3 separate regions of the Homo sapiens genome follow, and all the other regions are linked to region 3. The links are chromatin loops, found by intact Hi-C in ENCODE. Cell type or tissue: PC-3. All regions are shown on one strand. Region 1 overlaps LOC102723803 (a long non-coding RNA gene). Region 2 overlaps LOC102723803 (a long non-coding RNA gene). Region 3 has its middle 50 kb from the start of DMRT2.

Region 1 (8,000 bases), 240 kb before region 3:
AATAATTTGAGCTTCAAAGATTCAGATGTTTAAACTCAGAGTACTTACTGAAGTGCCTGACAATACAAGTCCTGGCAGGCTTGGGACTGCATTTCTGGAACATGGGAATTGTTCCATGAAACAACAACCAAGAAAACTGTTTCAAAAAAATCAGCAATTCAGAAAGCATGAAAATCTGTGAAAAGCAACCAGAGGTAAAATAAGACACAAGATGTCTACAGGAAGTGGCCTTACCTTGAGTTCCTGACTGAGCAACCACCATGTCTCTTATGGACCAAGTCTCAAAATGTGTCATATGAACAACAGATTCGCCATACTTTCAAATTAGGACTGAGAGATACTTCAAAACTGGACTAGGGGCCATTGCCAGAAAGGAGTTAGAAGGGCTGCAGAGGGCAAGGTTGGCATCTACAGGACATGGGAGCTTGCCAGTGCCTGGCACAAGACCCAGTAATGAGTTGTGAGGACCCAAATGTGCCCACCTGCATGTAGTGTTTACTCTAGGCAATTCCTCAACTAGGAAGAGTGTTATTTTTTTTCTATTTTAAAATAGAATAGACCCTAAAGAGTGAAATAGAGAAGCAGTTCTCAACTATGATGTTTACGAGAATCACCTGGAGAGTTAATAAAGCTCCTAGAAGCCCCAGCTTTACCAAGTTCTCCAGGTGATTTTGATATACGCAGATGTCTAAGGACCGCTGATATAGCACTCTGGTTCTCAAATTTGCCTGCCCATTGAAATCATCTGGGGAGCTTTGAGAATTACTGATGCCAGGATCCCACCCAGGGCTTCTGATTTAATTGGCCTAGATGTAGCTCGGGCATTAGGATTTGTTAAAGATCCCAAAGGAAGCCAACACTGAAACCGCAGATTGAGAAGAATGGTCGCCCTCATCAAAGGAGAATAACTGATTCCTATATATTCAAAACTCCATTCAAATATAATCTGAAATCCTTATTCAGATTATATGTTATTCTCTATTGGCACTTGATATTACCATAGGTTTTTTGATTATCATCAATAATGTTTCCAGTAGTACCTGGAGCTCTGCCCTGACCCTATCCATAGGAGCTATTTTATGAATTACTTGAAAAGGATAGAAAAAGACCACTTGTTTGAACTGTCCTTTACTGCCCTCTGACAACTCAGGCTGATGGCAAGATTTACCCCCAGTCTTTTCTCCAATTTACCAGATACCAAACATTTACCCACAGAGCACAAAGCTTTTTACAAAATAGCAAGGCTGTCTCCTGCCTTCTTGGCATTCATTTTACTCTTGCTTAACTCTCCACTGCAAATTTCTAATAATGACCATATTGAGTAAGAATCTAGAGAAGCAGAAAGTGCTCCTGGTTTGTCTTTTAAAGCAAGTGGATGCCTCAACAACTGTGCAACTTCAGGCAAGGTCCCCAACCTCTCTGAATTTCATTTTCCTCATTTTTGTAAAATTGAAGCAATTATACTAACCAGCCATGCTATAATGATAAAATGAGATCTTGCAGTTACAGTGCTATGGCAGGGGTTGGCACACAGTAGGTGTTCAAATGTCTGTCACCCAGTAGGCACTGTCCATTGTTTACTTATTGCTGTTAACATTGCTATTATTCTACGTGGTACAAAAGAAAACACTGTCACAGATAAATCTTATCTACTCATTAAGGAACAAGGTTAAAAATTCTTTGCCTCACCTACAACATGGGAGAAAATTTTCGCAACCTACTCATCTGACAAAGGGCTAATATCCAGAATCTACAATGAACTCAAACAAATTTACAAGAAAAAAACAAACAACCCCATCAAAAAGTGGGCGAAGGACATGAACAGACACTTCTCAAAAGAAGACATTTATGCAGCCAAAAAACACATGAAGAAATGCTCATCATCACTGGCCATCAGAGAAATGCAAATCAAAACCACTATGAGACATCATCTCACACCAGTTAGAATGGCAATCATTAAAAAGTCAGGAAACAACAGGTGCTGGAGAGGATGCGGAGAAATAGGAACACTTTTACACTGTTGGTGGGACTGTAAACTAGTTCAACCATTGTGGAAGTCAGTGTGGCGATTCCTCAGGGATCTAGAACTAGAAATACCATTTGACCCAGCCATCCCATTACTGGGTATATACCCAAATGAGTATAAATCATGCTGCTATAAAGACACATGCACACGTATGTTTATTGTGGCACTATTCACAATAGCAAAGACTTGGAACCAACCCAAATGTCCAACAATGATAGACTGGATTAAGAAAATGTGGCACATATACACCATGGAATACTATGCAGCCATAAAAAATGATGAGTTCATATCCTTTGTAGGGACATGGATGAAATTGGAAACCATCATTCTCAGTAAACTATCGCAAGAACAAAAAACCAAACACCGCATATTCTCACTCATAGGTGGGAATTGAACAATGAGATCACATGGACACAGGAAGGGGAATATCACACTCTGGGGACTGTGGTGGGGTCGGGGGAGGGGGGAGGGATAGCATTGGGAGATATACCTAATGCTAGATGACACATTAGTGGGTGCAGCGCACCAGCATGGCACATGTATACATATGTAACTAACCTGCACAATGTGCACATGTACCCTAAAACTTAGAGTATAATAAATAAATAAATAAATAAATAAATAAATAAATAAATAAATAAAAAATTCTTTGCCTCCTCCGCTTTAGGAAATCTCAGATTATCTGGAGAGCAAAGATTCAGATCAGTGATCTACATGAGAGCCAAAAAAAAAAAAAAAATACTGAAATTAGCAACTATTGGTTTTGTCAACTTTGGGCCAAAGTACCATATAATGCTTTTCCCACATACATTATCAGAGCCAGAAATGTTCTTGGAGATCGTTGAAGCCTAATAAGTTTTCACAATAAAGAAATGGAGTCCCAGAGTTTAAACAGTGCTTTGGGCAGTTGGGTACTAAATAGTTACAGTCATAATTAGCACTCATGCCTGAGAGATAATATAGTAACACTTGATATTTATACATCTCTGAACAATTCACAAAGCACCTGATGCTAACATTTCTCCATAACCATGACCTGTAAAGCAGGATTTGTCAACCTTGGCACTATTGACATGCAGTGCTAGATATTCCTTGGTTGTGGGAGAGTCTTTGTCCATTTGTAGGATGTTTAGCAGCATCTGGGACCTTTACCCACTAGATGCCAGTAGCACACCTCTACACAGTTGTGATAGCCAAAAATATCTCCAGACACGGTCAAACATCCCCTGAGGGGCAAAACTGATTCCTACTTAAGAGCCACTGCTCTCAGTGTTAGCACAACTGGCACAAAACCAAGTTCAGAGAGGTGAACTTGCCCAAGGACACACAAGCTAGTAATTGGCAGGATTGGGGAGGGGATAGGTAGGACAAAAACAAACAAGCAACCCCAAACATATACACGGCCTAACCATTAGTCATGATTCTTCCACATTCCCATCTGCTGAGTGAAGTTGTCTCCTGTCATTCTTATCCCTCACTTGGAAGAAAAAAATAAATGTAAACAATAACTTGAAAAGCCTGTTGAGGCCAACTGTTTCAAACATGCTGTATGTGAAATATCAATATTTTTCATCACAAGATACAGAAAGTGTGAGTTTACTGTAATTATTTTCAGATGAGGCTATTTGAAGGTAAATAACCCACAAGATATTTTGTACACATCCTTGAGTTATTTTTGCCACAATGTCAGCGAGAAATAATTCAATTTTAGCACTGGAGTTACAAAAGTTCTTTCTAATATAAATGGCCCATAATTTCCCTGAGAAGTGATTACAAATATTTAGCTCAACTATTCAAATTAAAGTAGTCGGAAACTAACATCCAGTAGATTAAGGAACTAGTAGTAATGTGGATAAGAATGTTCAGGCTGAGGGAAAGCAGAAATCAGAGACCTGACTTTGTCAAGGTGAATGATGTTATCTTAAGTAAAAGCTAATACAGTCTGCCCACTGGAGATGGAAGAGGGTTCGGGTCACTTGCAGAGTGGCTTTGGATGTGACCCTTGGAATAGGGAGATATTTTTCCTCTGGGTTCCCTCCAGAAGGAGACATTTCCATACGGGTCACAGCCTTGTACTGTTAAGAAACTTTTCCTATCTTGTTTCTCACATTTCTCATCTATGCCTTATTATAGCAATTTCTGAAAAAGCAAAAAAGACGCCCGATAAGCAAGGCAGCGACTCTGCAGGCTTCCGAGTGTTCTTCCAGCAGGCAAAAGACAAAAAAAAAAAATAAAATTTAAAATAGAAAAGAGTAACCAACCTTTGACATAAGCAGGCCCAAAGAGAAGGGCAAATGAAATATCTCACCTCTCAAGCTTCGTAGGAAAGTAAAGACAAATTTGCATGTAAAGCCTGGGAAGGTGTCAAAATGGAGCACATCACCTTGGGAGAAACAAGTGCAGCAATGAAATCATTCAGGCTGAGGGGTGGTCAAGGGTGTACCAGAAACCTCAGAGGTCCAAATCAGGGGGCAAGTGGGAAAAGCTTGGGGCAGCCTTAACCTTTGGCCCAAAGCAAGATCCTTGGCCAGCTCTAAATGTTCCAGGTAGTGGCACCTTTGCTGATATTTACCTTTTTAGAACAAGGTTAGACTTCATAACCTCAGTGGCTTCATCATTTTCAATAAGAAAATTGATATCCAGAAATTTATGATTTGCCCAAAGTCACACAATTAGAAATCTATCTTAAAAACTTAGATTCCAAAACAGAGCTTTTACTAAAACACAACTTTCTCTACTAAGCCGTGCTCTTCACAGGGTCCTGATAAAATAGCAATCGTCCCCCCTGCATTGAAGAGTAAAGAGATAGCCAAGTACTTGGAGACACTGTGTTTTTATTTTGAATTTCGTGATTTCACTCGTTAGAGTAAGAATTATACTTACAAAAGTGAGAATTACAAAAGATATCCCCAGTTACCTTTTGGTTCTAGCAAAGAACCCCAAATCTGTAAGGACCTAAAAAGGCACAGAATTCATCCTATGTCAAATCTGTAGGGACCCAAATAACACAGAATTCATCCCATGTTATTCAATTGAAGACGCGTTAATGAAGAGCCCACACATAAAGGTGTGGGCAGGGTTATGGGAATATGTAACAGATGGGAAAATACCTAGAGCCTAGCAGCCATGTGCATCCCCAGGGACTACAGGGGCCAGGGGAGGAGGCAGAATGACTGGAGCCCCTTGAGAGGTGGGCCCTGTCATGGACAGCCATAGCTACTGCTTCCTCTCTATCTGCAGCTGGTGCCTCCCATTGGCCAAACCCACTCGGAAGCCAGAAGGCACAAGATCCCAGGTAATGCAGTCCACAGGGGGTCAGCCTCCGAAAACACACAGCCTGGCAAAGAACAGAGGAGAGAGGATCGTGGAGGGTGCAGGCTCAGCTGTCAGTGAAAATTAACCAGGACGGACCCTCCCCAAGGTAGTCAAACCCAGAGAGATCCCAGGCATGGGACTTGGGAAGGACTCTTCCCTAGTGGATTCTCAGATTCTGCAGGGGCTGCTGGGTGCAGAGCTAGAGCAGTGTTTTTGGTCTACTTAGGCAGACCTCAGATTGAATACTGGAAGTGAAAAAGAGTCAACAGAGAAGGTCAGGAAAGACATTTTCACTGAAAGAGAAATTAGCAGAAAGCCACGCACAGAGAGATGGCCCTTCCCAGAAGTAATCTACCCCCCAGTGTGATGTAGGGAATAACTGAAGAGATTAAGGTGCCTTATAGACATGGCCAGGAAGCAGCTTGCTAGAAATGATTTCACGTAAAATAAGCCCACCCTCAGAAATCATAATGAGTTATGATGAACAAGGGCAGAAATGAGGAAGGTGGAGCTGCAGGTATGAGTATAAAAAAAAAGGGTGGCTGGCACCAGAGACAAAGGAAAGGAGAGCTGGACATACAAGAGGTATTCCAGCTTCATTCCAAAAAGGTGTTCCTGTATATTATGAGGAAGGAAGGCAGGAATGCAGCTGCTAGCAGTTGGGTACCCAGTGTGTCCCAACTTCATATATTGATATCCAATGTAGTTTCATCTTCACAATATTGAGGTAGCTACTTTTGTCCTTGTTTTGCAGATAAAGACACAGAAATGGGAGATAGTGGTCAAGCGCATGGGCACTGAAGGCACATTTACTGGGTTCCAATCTTGGCTGTCTGACCTCAGGCAAGTTATTTAACCCTCTATGCCTAAGTTTCCTCAACTGTGAAATGACATTAATAACAGCATGTACCCCACAGCCTACTTGTGCATACTGAAAAATACGTGTAAGTTAATACTTTGCAAGGTGTCTAAACCTGATCAGTGTCTGATATATATGGTAGAAATTCAATAATGCTAGTTGTGGGTGTTATCTGCTGCCTAAATGTATGATGCTAATAAATGGATGAGCTGGGATTTGATTCAGGATTGTTCTAATGCCAAAACTCACATGCGTTCTTACCACTCTACCATGCTGGCACCCTGTTCCAAGTGGCACAGACGTCCCAAGAAAGAGGGGACTCTAGGAACTACACCTCATGGAATCTGCCTCAGATCTTCCAGCTCTCCCAGCTCCAATTTCATATTCCCCAAAGGAACTTGTAGATTTTTTATCCTGGTTCCTAGGACCCTCATTTATGAATAAGAGGGAGTTGATTGTCTGGTACCACCCAGGAAAGCTTAAAGTCATAGAAAAAAAAAAAGTGGCAAGTTTAGTACCTGGCTTGGAGCTGGTGCTCACCCAGTTTCTCTCATCTAAGTACTAACCAGGCCCAACCCTGCTTAGCTTCTGAGATCAGATAAGATTGGGCATGTTCAGGGTGGTAAGGCCATAGACTTAATCAATTTCCAATGGGTCAGAATCTGCCCAGTCTGCCTATGTACACACTCTCACCCTCTGCACATAGCTGCCGATGTGAGATGGAGTTGCAGCAAAAATGATAAAATCCAGGCATTATCCCCTGCCCTTTCAGAGCCTGTTCCGTCTCCTGGCTTCTCTGACCAAGGACATGTGTGGTCTTCATGCTGCCCTCTGTGGCATCATAAGAACCTGGACTCTTCAGCCCAGTGAGTCCCAGGCTCCAGGAGGACTCTATCTTTTACTCCATTCGGGACCAGAAATCTCAAGTCTGCCTTTTTATCATAAACCAAACTACAAGACTTGAAGTGCCCTGGATTTGCAAGTTGTACAATGAGAGTCTCTGATAAACTCTCATTGTAGCTATAGCATGGCCTCTGGACTGAATATCTGTATCTCCCCAAAACTCATGTGTTGAAGCCTAAATCTCCAGCGTGATAGTATTTGGAGGTAGAGCTTTTGGGAGGTAATTAGGTTATGAGGTTGGAGGCCTCACGAATGGAACTAGTGCCCTTTTATAAAAAGAGACAAAAAAAGAGTTGATCTATTTCTCTGTCGACCACATAAGGATACAACAAGAAAACAGTGGTCTGAAAACCAGGAAGAGAGCACTCACCAGTTACTGATCTGCTGGCACTTTGATCTTGGACTTCCCAGCCTCCAGAACTGTGATAAAAAAAAAAAAAAATTGTATCGTTTAAGCCACCCATGGTATTCTGTTATAACAGCTAGAACTGATTAAAAGAGCATTCAATTTCAGAAAAAAGGAAAGGGAGAAGGTGGAAAGAGATAAAGCATTAGCCCTAAGGGATCCATAATGAATGGTTTAGTCTATAGCTGATTTTTCTGGGTCTTCTCACAGCTCACCCCCTAGGTAGCTTCCTGGCATATAAGGCTACTGCTAAACTTGAGCCAATTTTCCTAGAGAGTAATTCATGACCATTAAAATTCTGGGCTTTCAATATTAGTAGACCATGAGATGGTTTGTCATAGCATCAAAAAGACATGAATTTTAACCCACTTACTAATTGCATGATAACTTGGGGAAGTTACTAACACCCCCAGCCTTCATTCTTTTGCATGTTAAACAGAAATGGTACCTCTTTTCCTCCAAGGTTGCTGAAAGTTTGGATAAGGTATTGC
Region 2 (8,000 bases), 330 kb before region 3:
TCCCTACAGGCTGTATGGCCTTGGACAAGTTACTTAACTTCTCTGTGATTTCATTTTCCGATCTCCAAAAGTGAGGTCGTAATATAATAGTGCCTGCTCCGATGGCTGTTATGAAAATTAAATGAGTTCCTAGCCCATAATAAGTGCTGTGTTAATGTTGGCTTTCATCATTACTATGAAAATTATTCTCATTTAAATGCAATGCGCAGGTAAAGGGTATAAAAGGAGAATCATATGCTTGCCCCAAAATGTTTTTAAAAGAATTAAAAGATAATGAAGCCAGGCGTGGTGCGTCGCGCCGGTAATCCCAGCACTTTGGGAAGACAAGGAAAGCAGATCACGAGGTCAAGAGATCCAGACCATCCTGGCCAACATAGTGAAATCCTGTCTCTACTGAAAATACAAAAAATAGCAGGGCATGGTGGCACATGCCTGTAGTCCCAGCTACTTCGGAGGCTGAGGCAGGAGGATCACTTGAACCCGGGAGGCAGAGGTTGCAGTGAGCCAAATCACATCACTGAACTTCAGCCTGGCGACAGAGTGAGACTCTGTCTAAAAAAAAAAAAAAAAAAAAAAAAGGTAATGAACAAATGATCACAGTACCTAGCTCAAATGCTATGTGCAGAAGTATTTAAGAGGAATTACTAATTAGCCAAAACCCACCTTTATCATAAGTTCTTGTCATTGAGTGTTCTCGAAATGAATTTGACCATTCTCTAACAAAAAAAAGTATTTGCCACCAAATAAATCAAAACTGTCATTAACAGTTTAATGCCTCATTGTCATTACTTTTTTTTTTTTTAAAGACTGAATCTCGCTCTGTCACCCAGGCAGGAGTGCAGTGGCCGGGTCTCATCTCACTGCAACCTCTGCCTCCTGGCTTGAAGTGATTATCCTGCCTCAGCCTCCCAAGTAGCTGGGACTACAGGCACAAGCCACCATGCCCAGCTAATTTTTGTATTTTCAGTAGAGACAGGGTTTCACCATGTTGGCCAGGCTGGTCTCAAACTCCCATCTTCAGGTGATCCACCCGCCTCGGCCTCCCAAAGTGCTCGGATTACAGGCATGAACCACCGTGCCCAGCCACTTTTTTCATATATATTGAGACTCAACTTACTGTATGTTACCTGAGAGGTTTATTCATATGGTATAGACTGAATTGAATCTCTTCTCACCCTAGGAGGCACAAGGAAATTTTATTTTGGTCCCCAATTCTGATTTTGTTCAAGTATTATTTCATTCATTTATCCAAAATGAAAATAAGAAAAAAAGAAATAAAACCATTGAAGGCTCCACTTAACTGGGATCTGATTACTTATAGATTTATTATTGTTGATGTAGTTTGTTCATTTTTGCTCTGCAAAATTTCCAAATGTCTGCTGTGAGTGATTAATAATCTTCACATACCCCTTTTAGGCAACACCTGAAAGAAGGTTCACCCATGTTTGAAATCCAGATTGCTGCATGAAAGAACTCTGCCTTTCCCGGAGAGAAAATAACTTGCTCCCAACAGACTGTTTGCTCTGCAGGAGACACACAGTAAATGTGCAGATATGATCATGTTATTTCACTGCTTAAAACCCTTTGACAACTCCAAAATTCCCATAACATGAAGACCAAAATCTTTAACAGAGAGTTTCCATGGCATGATCCTGGATGGGCCTCTGCCTTCCTCCCTGCACTCTCCTCATCATTTACACCATGTCCCAGATACCCTGCCCTTCCTTTGATTCCTTGAACTTACTAACCTCCTCACAAGCCTGCAACAGCTAAAGACACGGCCGTGCCCTGGAGGACTGAGTGTCTGGAGCTCCTTCAAACCGATAGTCTTTAAATATTTGTTCAATGTTTCTCTCGTGAGAGCGGGGTAAACCTAGTTTTCTATTAATAAAAATTGCTTACAGAAATAGATTTATAAACACTTCAATTCACTTGGTTAAAGCAAAACCAATATTCTGAAAAATGTGCACAACCTTCATTTGTTTCTTTTGTCAATTATTAAACAAGACAACTTCTTAGGGGGTGGGAAATGTATTGAAGGGCTTTGCATTTAGATCACAAATCCTATCACTTATCATACACTATGCACAACACTATACCAGCACACTATCACCACCCTATGCATGATGTGGTTTTGGAATTTCAGATGATCATGACTGCCAGTTTCAGATAGTAGCTGTGCCAAGCAACTTGGGTAACTACACATTAAAAGCACTCAAGAAACAGACCGGTGATGGTTTTATTTTATTTTGCACTCCCAAATCCTCTCTCCACCTCAGCGAGGGTGAGACCTACTTTCATCTCTTCAGGACGGTGAGCCTTCATGTACAAAAACCTGTGATGGCAGTTACCGCATTTTACATTTACTCTGGAAATATTATAGCATTCCTGTCCAGCAGCTCATCTGCCCTGTAATCCAGCCCTGTCTCTACCAGGATCAAACTTTCCCACTTCATCTTCTGAATAACTTCTTAGTTTTCAAATCTAAGCCTAAATGTCACCTCCTTCAAGAGAAAACCAAGTCGGATCATAGAGTGACTCTTTTTCATTGATCATTATTTTCATATTTTTACATCTCTGAAATCAAGACGTGACTTTCTAACCATGGGGTCTTCCAATTTCCTCCACTCAACATCAGTGGGCATCCTGACATGATCATCATTGCTGGCACGTGCGTGAATGTGAGTGTTAGCTCTGGCAGTGTGATTCCGCAAATACTGCCCCCTTCCCTCTTTCATCAATAAACTATGAAAGGACTGTTCCAGGAAAGTATAGACATCCTAGTTAATGTCTGAAAAGCTTCTGTTGGCACCTGTTGGTAAAATCAAGAAAGCACCAGTGGCGGGGTGCAATGACGCAGGCCTGTAATCCCAGCACTTTGGTGTGAGGATGGCTTGAAGCCAGGAGTTCAAGATCAGCCTGGGCAACATAGTGAGACTCCATCTCTACACAAAATTTTAAAAATTAGCTGGGCATGTTGGCACACGTCTGTAGTTCCAGCTACTAGGGAGGCTGAGGTGGGGGGATCTCTTGAGTCCAGGAGGCTGAAACTGCAGTAAGCCATGATTGCACCATTGTACTCCAGTCTGGGCAACAGAGAGAGACCTTATGTCTACAAAATAAAAAATAAAAATAACAAAGCACCAGCATCTAAACTTCAAGAGTTAGTGTCAGCTGCTGGGAAGACACCTCACAGACAACAGTAGAGCACTCTCAAAAAATGCTGATGTCCGTCTCTCTTGCTGACCAGAAAATTAAAGTGCATACAACAGCATGGATGTTGATGACTCTGTGTCAAAAAGTGCTTCAAATGAGTTCAACTCTCAATGTGAAAAGGTTTTAGAAATGTCTTATTCAATTTATATTTTCCTTTTTATGTACGCACAAGAATGTGTGATAAAAATTCTATGTTGCACTAAGTAAAAAATGAATTCTCTCCGTAAGTATGAGACAAAATGTATAAAAAAGCACAGAGCTATAACTTAATTGGCAGGGTTTTCTTTTTTTCTAGAGGTATATAGTGTAGTGATGTGATTTATAAGCAAGCACATATTATGAAATATGATACACATTTTTAGAGTTGCCTGGGATTTTCATTCATTTCATTTATTACAAATGTAATTCTATTTGTGTGATTATTTGTTTGATATCTATTTTCCCAACTTGTCTATCAAGATAGAGTGATGTCTAGAATAAGACAAAGATGCAATAAGTATTTTTCGGTGAATAAGTTGAATTTCTACATTAATGAATGAGTGAATGAAGCATGCTTAGACCTTTGCTTCTGGGTACACAAATGTAACCTGGGATCTCATACATCCACTCACTGACCTCTGGTGCTAGATGGTTGCAGGCTGAATCTGAGCTTCAAACGCATGTTGCTTGATGGAGTACATTCTTTAAAAAGTAAATAAATAAACAAAACTGAATGCATCTAGGTAGGGCATGCGGTCTCCAATTTGCTGTCCTGATCACTCTTATTCTTTTACATCTACATGATCTAACTGCCCCTCAAAGGCATTAGAATTTAAGATGCCTTCTCTGTGGTTTTATATTAACACATGATGACCATGTCCTACATACATATGGTCTGAAGGATGCTTATTGATTTGCAGTGAAAAGTCCTACCCCAGGCCATGGAGGTACTCATAAAACACTTATTGGGAAAATTTTGGAATATCTGGTTCACCAGGTTGCCTTGTTGTCACTGTAAAAATACAACACTGACACTTCACTCGGCCTGCAGCATGTCGCTAATGCTTGCTGCTGTCCACAGGTGGCAGTGGTCCTTCACTGTTGCAAAGCCTAGAAACACCAGCGTTACCTCTAGGCCTCCGAATCCTGGGCCCTGGGAGATGGTATCTGTGTTCCAGGCAGTCTGTCCATGTTATCACTCCACCTCTTGTTCGGTGTTACCTGCATGCAGTATTTGGACAGGGAGGCAGCACAGCCCCTTGTATTCCCATACAATGTGTTTACATTGCTAAAATATAAAAAGCAGTTTGCAGCTGAAAAGATATTTTTCCCATGTGGTTTAAACCAAGCATCTTTTCCAGTCTTTTCATTCAAATAAGAGTACAGGAAGGGAGAGGAGATTTTGTTGTGCATTTTATTCCCCTGCTAGTCTAATCTTTCTTTTACTGTTATCCTAACATACTAGTATATCTGAAACTTGCGTTGTCAAGTTTCAGATATACTAGTATGTTAAGATAACAAATGATGAATTTCATTTTTAAGGACATTTAAATGTCTCATTTTAGGACATTTTTAAGAAAACATTACGTGTTTTCCTTCTTTACAGTCTTCAATATGTGTATAGACAAAATGGGAAGCTCAGTTTTAAAGGGGTTGTAATCAAGTATATTCTAGCTCTAGCCAATTTCACAGATAAGTCAGACTTGTAGATATAAACTCTGAAAACTAGGATTCTGGGCTTCATCTTTTCTGTATTTAAGAAAGACTAGGCTGGGGACACTGCTTAGGAGTTAGCCCTGCTCTGCAAGGAGTAGCCTAAATAAATAAACAAACAAACCTAGGTTGGATGTGTTCTTTTTGTAATTCAGCTACAAAAGTGCTCTGGCTATCTTAAGAATAGCCCCACAAGTGTAAATATTCCTTAATAACACATAACAAAGTTTTAAATGCTTTTCTGTTGGACCATGATACTGTCTGCGGCAAGGAATAAGTTACAGCAAATAATTTTCAATGGACTAACTTCCCCAGAGAAAAGTTAGTCCCACTGTATATATACCATTAGCAAAGACATTTGCTGATGATTGTTTAAATGAAATCTTTACCCAAAGAGGAAAAAAATACGGTTATAAAGGCAATACTTACGTATATAGGATCAGCAACTCATCCCTCTTCATGCTATGAACTTAAGGAACTCTCAAGAAAAGTATAGCCTTTTAAAAAGTATAGATTGTTGAACAAATGGAACCTGTCTTAAGCCACTTGAACTGAACATTTTTCTGCAGAACTGTTCACATTTTTTAATTGATATAGAATTGCTCACGTATTTCTTGATAGGTAAAACACATTAAAGACAAATGGCCCCATTTAGACTTTAAAATAAAGGAAAAGAAAAAGGTGATAAAAAAAAACATGAACTATCTTCTCTTTATCTATTGTGAGAGATTTATTTCCCCTTCCTTCTCACTCAAAAGTAAAACAACCAGCATGGGGCTTTTCTGGCTTTGGCTGGGTTGGCTCCTCTACTGCAGCTGTACACATCTGGTGTCTGAGTTTCCACTTAAACATGACTTCACAATATCATCGCACAAGCCGTGAGCTCTGTGTGTATGAGCCCCTATCTCTAGTGTCCTCCCTGATGGTGGTGTTTCTTCATTTGACTCCCACACTTAACCATCTCTACCCAAGGCAATAGAATACCAGTTTGTCAAACTTCCATAGCCTCTCAAAAAATCAGTTTATCCACAGCTTTTTTAAGAAGATGTTGGGCACAAGGAGTAATACAACATTGGGTAGGTTTTCTAACAGTGGAAACCACCACACTGTTATCAGACTTGAGTATCAGAATTTGGGGCAACACCTATAACTCTACACCGAGTGAAGAAATTAGGAAGGTATTGATTTCCTTGAACTTCTTGGGAATGGATCTTTCACCCAGCCCAATGTCAGAGTTGCCTGGGATTTTCATTCATTCAGAGCTCCCAACTGAGCCAACAAAAACTACTGGACCTAAAAACAACTTTCAGGACAAAACCAGCACATAAATCAAAAGTAGTATTAAAGTCTTCAGCAGGGAGAAACATCAGTATTTATTAAGTTCCTAATAAGCCAGACACTTTACACGCATTGTCTCAATGAATTCTTAGAACAACACTGTGATAATTTTATTAGTCCCACTTCACAAGAAAAACCACTGAGATTAGAAAAGTTAGACAACTCACTTGCCAAGTCAACCACCTTACCACCCGCAGTGTGTTAACCCAAGTCTATCTACTTGTGAGTCCCGTAGTCTTTTCACTACCTCATTTCCAATGTCCCCTTTGACTGTTTGATTATTTCAAGATAATTTTTAATAACACGTATATTGGAGATGGCAATTCCAGTACCTACGAAAGAATGAAACTATGAAATTTATTCCCTCCATTCTTACATAAAGGATCTTAGAGTATGAGGAACTTGATAACAACTATGGTTTGGGATGTCACAATTGCCTTTATAATAAATATTATTTTCCCAGAGTGCAAGGATAGGCATTCTTGACTTTGATGGAAAAGAGGTTTCTTTCCACATTATAATGATTGACTTCAGCACCAATGACACAAGTTAGATAGATTGAGTCCCTAGATGCTCAGATAATTAGAGATATTTAAAAGCCAGTCTATACTTGCCACCAGAGTATTTCTGAGATTATTTTATCTGGGATTATTATATAATAAACAAATATTTATATTTATAATAATAAATATGTTATTATATGTATATTTTGTCTATAGTAAACAAATAGGGTAAAGTAAGAATTTCCTCCAGAGAATTTTCAGAATGTACAGAGTTGCAGCATGGCCTGAAATTCTTTCAGCTTCCATGTCCCAACTGATCAATGTAGAATTACAAAGAGATTTGAAGGAGAGATATAGAATTACAAAGAGCATAAACTTTTCTGCTGAGAGCTCTGGACAACAGAGCTACCATGGAACATGCCTGCTGAGTATAAAGCAAGCCACCTGACTTTCAAAGAGAATTTCAGATTGACAGCTTTCAAGGGGATGGGCATATAAATTAGTCTCTTAGATAGAGCAATTAAACCAGAAATCTTAAGGCTGCTAGAACATTCTGTGTTTGGCTTGGGGTTAGGTATCAAAAGTGATGTCTTCCTTATTCTGTTTGAAAAGGGTTTCCCACTGCTAAAGACCTCCCCAGTCCTCCACTTCTCCCCTTTACTCAAGTAAGAATGAAGCTTGGGAAACATCAAAATATTAATTCAAACTCTCATGTACAGCTCTGTGCCTACTACAGAGGAAGTTACCCCAAGGATGCCTGCTTTCTGGGCCTTGAGATTTCTATCCATCAAAAATTGATTTTTCTGAATTTAAAAAAAGAGATGAATTTGACAAATGCTGTAAAAAGGTTTCAGATTGATGATTATATTACATTTTTAGGACCTGAAACTCGGTCTGTCAGAAAATAAGGCAGCATAATTATCAACCACAGAATCACTCTCCATATTCCTATATGGAATACACACAGGCTTGCAGACATCCTCTCTATTTTCCTTATTCTCAATTCAGTCTCACCTAGGGAAATTGGTGGAAGAAAAATAATTTATTTCCACTAAAAATATTTTCTTTGAGACTGCCTAGCTATTGTACAGATATATTTATTGCTGCAAAGACCATAAATGAAAACTAAAGGGAAGTTACACTCTGAGAGAACACTCATTTGTTTGTAGTACAAACTGATTTAATTAAATATTTTTGAAGAGCTCTGTTTCACAGAGATTGTGACCTAAGACTTTCTATGACCACAAACAT
Region 3 (8,000 bases):
AACCACTGTGGAAGACAGCATGGTGAATCCTCAAAGACCTAAAAGCAGAAATACCATTCGACCCAGCAATCCCATTACTGGATATATATCCAAAGGAATATAAATCATTCTATCATAAAGACACATGTACACGTATGTTCATTGTAGCACTATTCACAATAACAAAGAAATGTAATCAACCTAAATGCCCATCAATGGTAGACTGGATAAAGAAAATGTGGTACATATACACCATGGAATACTATGCAGCCATAGAAAAGAGCGAAATAGTGTTCTTTCTAGAAACATGGATGGAGCTGGAGACCATTATCCTTAGCGAACTAACTCGGGAACTGAAAGCCAAATACCACATGTTCTCACTCACAAGTGAGAGCTAAATGATGAGAACACGTGGACACATAGAGGGGAACAACACACACTGGGGCCTATGGGAGGATGGAGGGTGGGAGGAGGGAAAGAATCAGGAAAAATAATCAATGGGAACTAGGCTTAATACCTGGGTGATGAAATAATCTGTACAACAAACCCCCATGACACAACTTTACCTATATAACAAACTTGCACATGTACCCCTGAACTTAAAAGTTATGTCAAATATATATATACACACATGTGTGTGTGTATGTGTGTGTGCATGCATGTGTGTATGTATAAGTTAGTGTCAGGTTTGGACACCCTCAATTGGCAGGCAGATATGTTCTGTGTGTTTTCCTATCAATGACGGGAGGACAAGTGGATATTACATTATCTCTGCAACATTTCCTCCCCTAAATAAACACAGCAGTTTGCTTTCCAAGGAAAACTATGAGGAGCTGCAACTAGTATCAAATTGTCTTTCAGAAAGAGAGGACTTAGTAAAACAATCTTTCTATTAACAAGTACATTCCCATAGTAGTTTCAGGTTTGCTTATTTCCCTCTTACACAGCTGCCCACATTCTTCTAACCCATACTTTACCAATGTGGATAAACACTCCTGAGCCCTTTGCTTTGAGAATTGCAGGGTTTTTTGTTTTGTTTTGTTTTGGGGTTTTTTTGGTATTTTTTTTTTTAGTACTGAAAATGGCAGAAGCAAAATAACTGGGTGAAAGAAAAAGATTTGCTCTCTCCTTCTCTGTCTTCCCTGCCCTCAGTACAAAACTGAACTATATTGGCTTCATTTTCTTTTACCTCCCCTAAGAAATACCACCAGTCATAAATATTATAGCTGTCCCCTCGACTCTGGCTGACATTTCATGCAAAATTCATTTTAGAGAACATCCACCTTTTAGTGATTTATAGCCAAAGTGTTAGAGATTTCAGAAAGCAAAAGATTTGAAATACAACCAAACAAAGACCTCACCTTGTCAGTCACTGTGTGCTCTTTTTCCGGTGGGTGGTGGTGCATTGGAGACTTATTGTTCTGAAAATAGAAACAGAACAGAACAAAACCTCTATGTTCTTATGGAAGGGATTTCACGGTCATTACATGAAAGACAGAAAGGAAAATGCCTGCCTGCCTGCTGTGCTATCAACCTGAGGGATGAATTTTTCAGCATGGGGGGGTGGGGGGAACACCATCTCTTAAAGGGGACTCCAAGCATAACTGAAGACAAGACACAACTATAGCGAACAGTGGAAATTTGCCCACAAGTTATTTTAGCAGAGAAAATCAAAGTCGACAGACATGGCTGAAAAATCGATAGAGAACAGAAACTGAAGTCTAAGGACTTCTTGTTTCCAGTTTGGAGGCTAAGTCAGGTAACTTCTGGCCTATCAGTGAGTCTCCCTGGACCACAGTCCTCACTTGTAGAATGGATATCATCAAATTAACCTCTCTTGTGCTGTATAGAATTGTTTAAAAAGGAAAAAAGGCATAAACACCCAAAAACCTATAGAAAGATGCTGTGTCATATGAGGAAGCTCTCAGCAACGCTAATATATACCTGAAGAGTAATTTGGGGTGTCATGGGAGCAATTATATTTTCATACACACATACTCATCCACTCTCTCACCCTTTATTAAGAGCCAAATGAGCTATATTTAGAATGTTCCCAAATCAGTGGCTCTGAATGTACACTCATATCACCTTTTTAACCTTGACTTGACTGTCACTTTAAATATTTAGCCATTAAAAAAGCACTTGAACACCTGCAGTACAAAGAAAACGTTTCATTTCCCTACTAGAAAGGCAATCAGGCAAATTTAAATAAATCACCTCAATGTATCTCCAGCAATGGCCCAGCTGCCTGGTTATTTGTCCCTGACTTGCCATTAGATTTAACTTATCCCCACCCGGTAGATTTATCTAACAAAAGCACAATGTGCTGTTGACATTCTTCGGAGTAAGGAGAACACTGGAAAAATGGTAGGAGGATGATGGGGCAAACAGGAAAGTGACTTTTGTTGTAGCTAAGAGGGAATCTCTGTTTACAGCAATTCACGGTATGTTCCCCGCCCCTCTTAGCCCCCATCTCTCTCTCCACATCATTTTCTATCCCCCACATACTTCTAACAGAATGCCATGGTGCCATGGTTCTTTAAGTTAGGTTCCCCCGCAAGTGACAACAGCATCACCTTGGAACTTATTAGAAATACAAATTCTCAGGCCCTTCCCAAAACCTCTTAAATCAGAAACTATGGGTGGAACCCAGAAATCAGTGGTTTAACTATCCCTTCAGGTGATTCTGATGCACACTCAAGTTTGGGAACTGCTCCTGTAGTGAAAGATAATCACACCTGTTTGTAGTCTTCTTTCTGGAAAGGTCACATTCAGTTTACCAGAACCATCAGAAGTCATTTTAGTTTGGGGAATTTTGTTTGCATTTCTAAAGCCGTTATGAACCTACCCAGACAGCTAAAACTGTGCAGGTCATGCAGGCTTTGGGGTCTTTTCCTGTTTTTATAATTTAACCATCACATACACTACACGGAGACATCAGCGGCCCCCATGAAATGAAAGGAAACTGACTGAGATCATCACATGTCCTCTGTCTGAGCAAAGGCACAAAAGAATGTCTTCAGGACCTTGCCCACTTAAGCATCTTCTAGCCAATATGTGAGCATGGGAAGGGAGGGAGAGTGGAAGGCTAGTACTCTGGAGAGCCTGTCCCATTCACAGGCGTCACCTAGTGGGCATTGCTGAAAGGGAAGTGGCCGGGGAGGCATTCACCGTACGTCGGACTTCCAGCGCCCCAGCTGCAACTGCTGAGACCTCGTTTTGCAGCAAAAACATCATGGGGCAGGGAGGATAGGCCATTCTGGCTACAAAGCGAGGCTGGGGAATCTAATCAATTGGTGCTGAGTTACTCTAATATAAGCTGGGAAGAAGAAAAAGTACATTTAAAAAGGCACTTGCTATATTTAAAAGCAAAATCTCAGACGTTTATCATACCCTGACTTTTGGATTTCAGAGACCGAACTATCAAAGTAAAGGCACATATCTCTGGTCTGGCTCTAGCCAAATGATGCAGCCCTGGCTTTATATCAGTGTTTGTCCTGTAAGACAGTCAGATTGGACTGTCGGCCTTGTTCTTGACTTTCTTAGGATGCTGTGATTCCCCCGGGGTGCCCTGATGTGGGTAGCAATTCATGACTCCTAAACCTCTGTGACCCCTAAACTGTGGTCTCCACCTTCTGCCTTTCTCTTTGGTTCTGATGCTGGCTCCAGCTGACATCCAGACCTCTCCTTCTCCTGACTCATCCGTGCTATAAACTCAGCTTTACAGTACCACTCAGACTCCACTCAAGTCATGTAAAAGAGGCCAGAACGTTCTTGGGTGATACAGCACTGTTTTATATGAAACTCTGGGACAACTCTCACTTGCAAAGGTAAAGAGAGGACTTATACACAGTGAGATGCAAGCCTGATGAATCAGGATGTTTTACTGTGTGCACTGCAGCTGTGTCACTGGGGAGAGTCATGTTGAATATAAGGATGACATATCATACACACACATTTAATTTTCAGTGCTTGCAAAATTCTCCTCTCCCTCCCTCAAACCTGGAGCTTAGAATGGAAGTGAACTGACATCTTAATGGTCTGAGAATTTTTTTTAATACTTGAATGAAAAACAGCTTTTTAAAACTTTCCAAAATAGGCAGTTGAATGTTAGCAAGCTAAAAAATTAGTGTTACGAGAACCTATTATTGGGAGATAGAGTGACTCTCTGCATAGAAAGAATTCTAGAATAGATCAGTAGGAAACCCAGAAAACAAGCTGTGGCCCAAACTGCCTCACACTTTACTGAAAAGAGTACAGGCCTTGAAGACAGGTGGAACTGAGTTCAAGTTCCAGCTGTATGCTTACTTGGGAAAATGACTTTCCCTCTCTTAGCTTCAATTTCCTTATTTCTAAAATGAGGAGAAAAATCTATCTTGCAGCACTGTTAATAGGAATAGTAGGTGCTCAATTAATGCTATCTTTTATACTTTTTGTTAAATATTGAATGTTACAGAATGTTATCTATTATAAATATTAAAATAGAAATAAAAGAAATACTTGTCTTAACAGCATGGGGAAAAGAATACCACTGGTACTTTTGAAATGTCATATGTGCCTATCCCCATCCCCCCTCCTCATAGCTATTAGCTGTTCTTCTTATGGTCTGAAGCCTTCCCAGTCAGCCAGACTAGCTGGTTAGCACTTTAGGGAGAGGCACCTGTTTTTTTCCTTGGCCCAGCAGAAGTCACAGAAGAGGCTTCAAAGACAGACCTTGCTTCAGTTTTGAGCTCTCCCATTCCTGGACACCTTGTCCCCTAGAGTTTTTCTAACCTTTTGCCTGGTTTCTGACCCACTGCCTCATTTTAAGCACAAGGGTCGGTGTGTTCTTTGCTTTCTAATGGATGGCTTCTGAGTACTTCCAAGCCCAACCTACTCCTGTGTCTAGCTTCCAGCCTCTCATTCCCAACCTTGCCTAAGTTCTCTCCATACTGAATCCAGGCACTGCCTCTGTCCAGGGTCTCAATAAGATATGATTCAGAGGTACCCCAGCTCTGCCCTCATGTTGAAGGGACAGTAGACAACAGAGGACAGGGTGGGAGAAAGGATCCTCGGAGAGAAGAGAAAGATTATGAAGTCAGGGACATAGGAGACAAATCTCCCCTCCTTGGGGCCTGCTAGTATGGTGACAGTGAAATTTAACCTGACTCCAACACCAATAAGACAGCAGGTTACATTGGGAGTCTACCATTTGAGACTAAAATACTGTCCATTTATTTTAAAGAGTGCAAAGCTATGCATTCTGCACAGGTGTGTTGAGTTTTCAGGACACTGCGGGGGATGTCTTAAGGAACACAAAAACGGCTGTTTTTTTTCTCTCCACATTCATTTGCCCCAACTCTCCCCTCTCTCCATCAATCTCCTCCAGCAAAAAAATTCACTTATGTGTCCTTGGAGCCATTTATATGGTGCCAAGTCCACATGGTCAAATGAAACCATCTGGTTCATAGTAATGAAAGAGGCCTGTTCTCAGCACTGCAGGATAGAGCAAGGGAAGGAGGAGATCTGGCCTATGCCCAAGAGATGTTTGCAACATACCAGAGACATGTGATCAGCTTAAATATGAGTGACAGCACAAAGTATGGAGCTGGTACTTTACACAAGACCAATTATAGTTGTGCAGCTATTAACCCCAATGGCAATTGTTCTCAAAGTGTAGCCCCCAGACCAGCAGCATCAGCATCAACTGAGAGCTTGCTAAAAAGGCAAAAATTCTCAACCTCCTCCTAGACCTACTAAACCAGAAACTGGGGGAAAGGGGAGAAGGAAGGGTGGGCAATCTGTGTTTTAACAGGCCTTCTAGGTGATTCTGATGACCACTAAACTGTAAAACCCAATGTTCTACAGCAGTTTCTCAAGCTTGACACTATTGACATTTGGGGCCAGATAACTATTGTTGTAGGTGCTGTCCTGTGCACTGTAGGATGTTTGGCAGCATCTTTGGCCTCTATCTCCTAGATGCCAGTAGCAACCCACCCCTCAGCTGTTACAATAAAGATATCTTCAGGCATTGCAAAATGTCCCCTAGTTGAGAACTATTGCCTTATGGTAAACCGTTCCCTACTGTGGTTGGATTAGGAACACTACAATGATACAGAGTATCAATAATGGTGCCCAACAAATGAGCATGGAGTTGACTACAATACTCCAAGGAGACAGGAATATGCAAAGACCCTCAAAGGACATCAAATGAACCCGCACTCCTGGAAAAGCTCTAGTTCCCAGTTATCTTTGGAATATGGGATTACAGGTGACTATAATTTTCTTCTCTGTAGGCTTTTGGTTTGTTTTGTATTCCAAATGTTCCATTCCATATATGTATTATAATCATAAAAGAACAGAGAACTTAAAAGAAATAAAAGATAAATGACATTGGAGTTTTCACCCAAATAGCTCTTCCTTTACTTCAATTTAACAAGAAAGGATGAGTACTGAATGACATTTGTGCTTTCTTGCCAAATCCGCTCTCATCCAACATATAAAAGAATAACATTTGCACATAGTGCTTTATAATAAATTACCCAGTGCTTTCACAAACATTCTCTTATTTGATTATCTCCACAATCCTTTAAAAGCACTTGGATCCCCAAGTTCCCTCTACTAGTAAGTTTTAGATCTTTGAACTTTAAAGTCAGATGATCATTCCAATCAATTTTTGTACCTAAGACCAGAACCATTTTCTCCACTACAAAAACTAAAAAGTTTTGCTGTTCTTGGTTGCACAGTTGCTAGAACAGACCTACACCCTAGATCGTTGCTAAAGAAAACCTAGTTTGAGACCAACAGCATCATGTCACCCAGGAGCTGGTTAGAAATGTAGGATCTCAGGACCACTCTGGACCTAGTTAGTCAGAATCTTTATGTTAGCAAGGTCCTCCATATAATTCATATGCATATTTAAAGTTTTAAGATCACTGACTTGGACCACTGAGCTGGTCATCATATAAAGGCTAGAATCAACACTTTATTCATTTTTATGTTTCCTAATGAATTGCTCCATTTGGTACTTTTTCAATGTGTTAGTTCCTCATTGCTGCTGTGACAAATTACCACATGCTTAGTGGTCCATCTCAGGATCACTAGTTTAATCACATCCTCACAGTCCCCTTTGTCATGTAAGGGGCAGGTTCCAAGATTTAGGGCACAGGCATCTTGGTAGGGTCAAGAGGATCATTATTCTATCTATGACACTCAATAAATGTTTGCTGAAATGGATTCAAATGGGCTAAACTGATCTACAGTGGTTTACTTCTCCCTAGACTCCTATGTTCTTGGGAACGTCATCTCCCTTCTAGGCACTCAGTGCTTCCTGCAAGTCAGTATCTCTCCCTGTCACTGTCTACTTTTCCATTTTCCGCCTCTGAGCCACAGCATCCGACACTGGCTCCCTTCTCCTGCCTGCCATTCACACCTGTAAAATCTATATTTAGCAAGACTGTTAGTGTCAGCTCTCATTTCCTCCCACTCCCACCTCATCTGCCCAGACCTGTCCACTAACCACTGCGTATATTTCCTGCATTCACTCCCTTCTTTCCTCTGTCTCCCCCTATACCTGAGGCCACCTGCCTGCCACCAGCCTGTTGGCCCAGCTACCACCCTGCCTTCCTTTAAGTCTTCCCGAATAGTCACTTTTTCAAAACGACTTTGAATGTTACTTCCTTGGTAAGACATCATTTCTTTTTCCACACCTGCCTCAAGCTCACACAAAAAATGAAAAAGATAAACCGCAAATAAATATACTATTTTCTCTTGTCACAGCACGTTTCCAAGGAGCCTACTTCATTAATGCCTCTACCTTGTGGTGAGTAGATTAAGAGAATCATTAACCCCTGGTTGAGAACACACACTGAAAAAAATTTTCCATATGGCAGCAGCCAAGGTTTATTTTCAAGTTTAACCTCTTCATGTGTTTTTGTCATGAATCAGTCCATCTGATTTGCATAATCACCACATAGTGGTTAGAGACAATATGACATCGGAAAGGCTGGGATTTTTACTGGGAAATATGGAAAGCATGCCAT

What was found. Hi-C counts contacts between places; a loop is a spot of excess contacts. Peaks named below come from ENCODE experiments on the same cell type or tissue, not always from the same donor. Only the 100,000 strongest peaks of a DNase experiment are listed, where the experiment ranks them.
Region 1: it touches region 3 in a loop (9-fold over the local background); 7 of 110 quality-filtered maps call a loop at or near these places.
Region 2: a loop joins it to region 3, with 15 times the contacts of the local background. A loop is called at or near these places in 19 of 110 quality-filtered maps.

Annotation. Positions count from the first base shown.
Region 1 is chr9:1,332,670-1,340,669 of GRCh38, reverse strand. The region is part of intron 3 of LOC102723803 (a long non-coding RNA gene); the gene reads right to left. It also overlaps the pseudogene RNA5SP279. Among named protein-coding and RNA genes, the nearest start is that of DMRT2, 290 kb to the right of the region's middle. In PC-3, a CTCF peak has its summit at 3,177 (motif pointing right); a DNase peak (open chromatin) is centred at 3,339.
Region 2 is chr9:1,425,820-1,433,819 of GRCh38, reverse strand. All of the region lies in intron 3 of LOC102723803 (a long non-coding RNA gene), which reads right to left. Among named protein-coding and RNA genes, the nearest start is that of DMRT2, 380 kb to the right of the region's middle. In PC-3, a CTCF peak has its summit at 4,283; no DNase peak of the experiment used is centred here; H3K27me3 peaks cover 1,683 bases.
Region 3 is chr9:1,096,235-1,104,234 of GRCh38, reverse strand. No RefSeq gene overlaps it. Among named protein-coding and RNA genes, the nearest start is that of DMRT2, 50 kb to the right of the region's middle. In PC-3, a CTCF peak has its summit at 3,109 (motif pointing left); DNase peaks (open chromatin) are centred at 3,104 and 3,824; H3K27ac peaks cover 1,215 bases.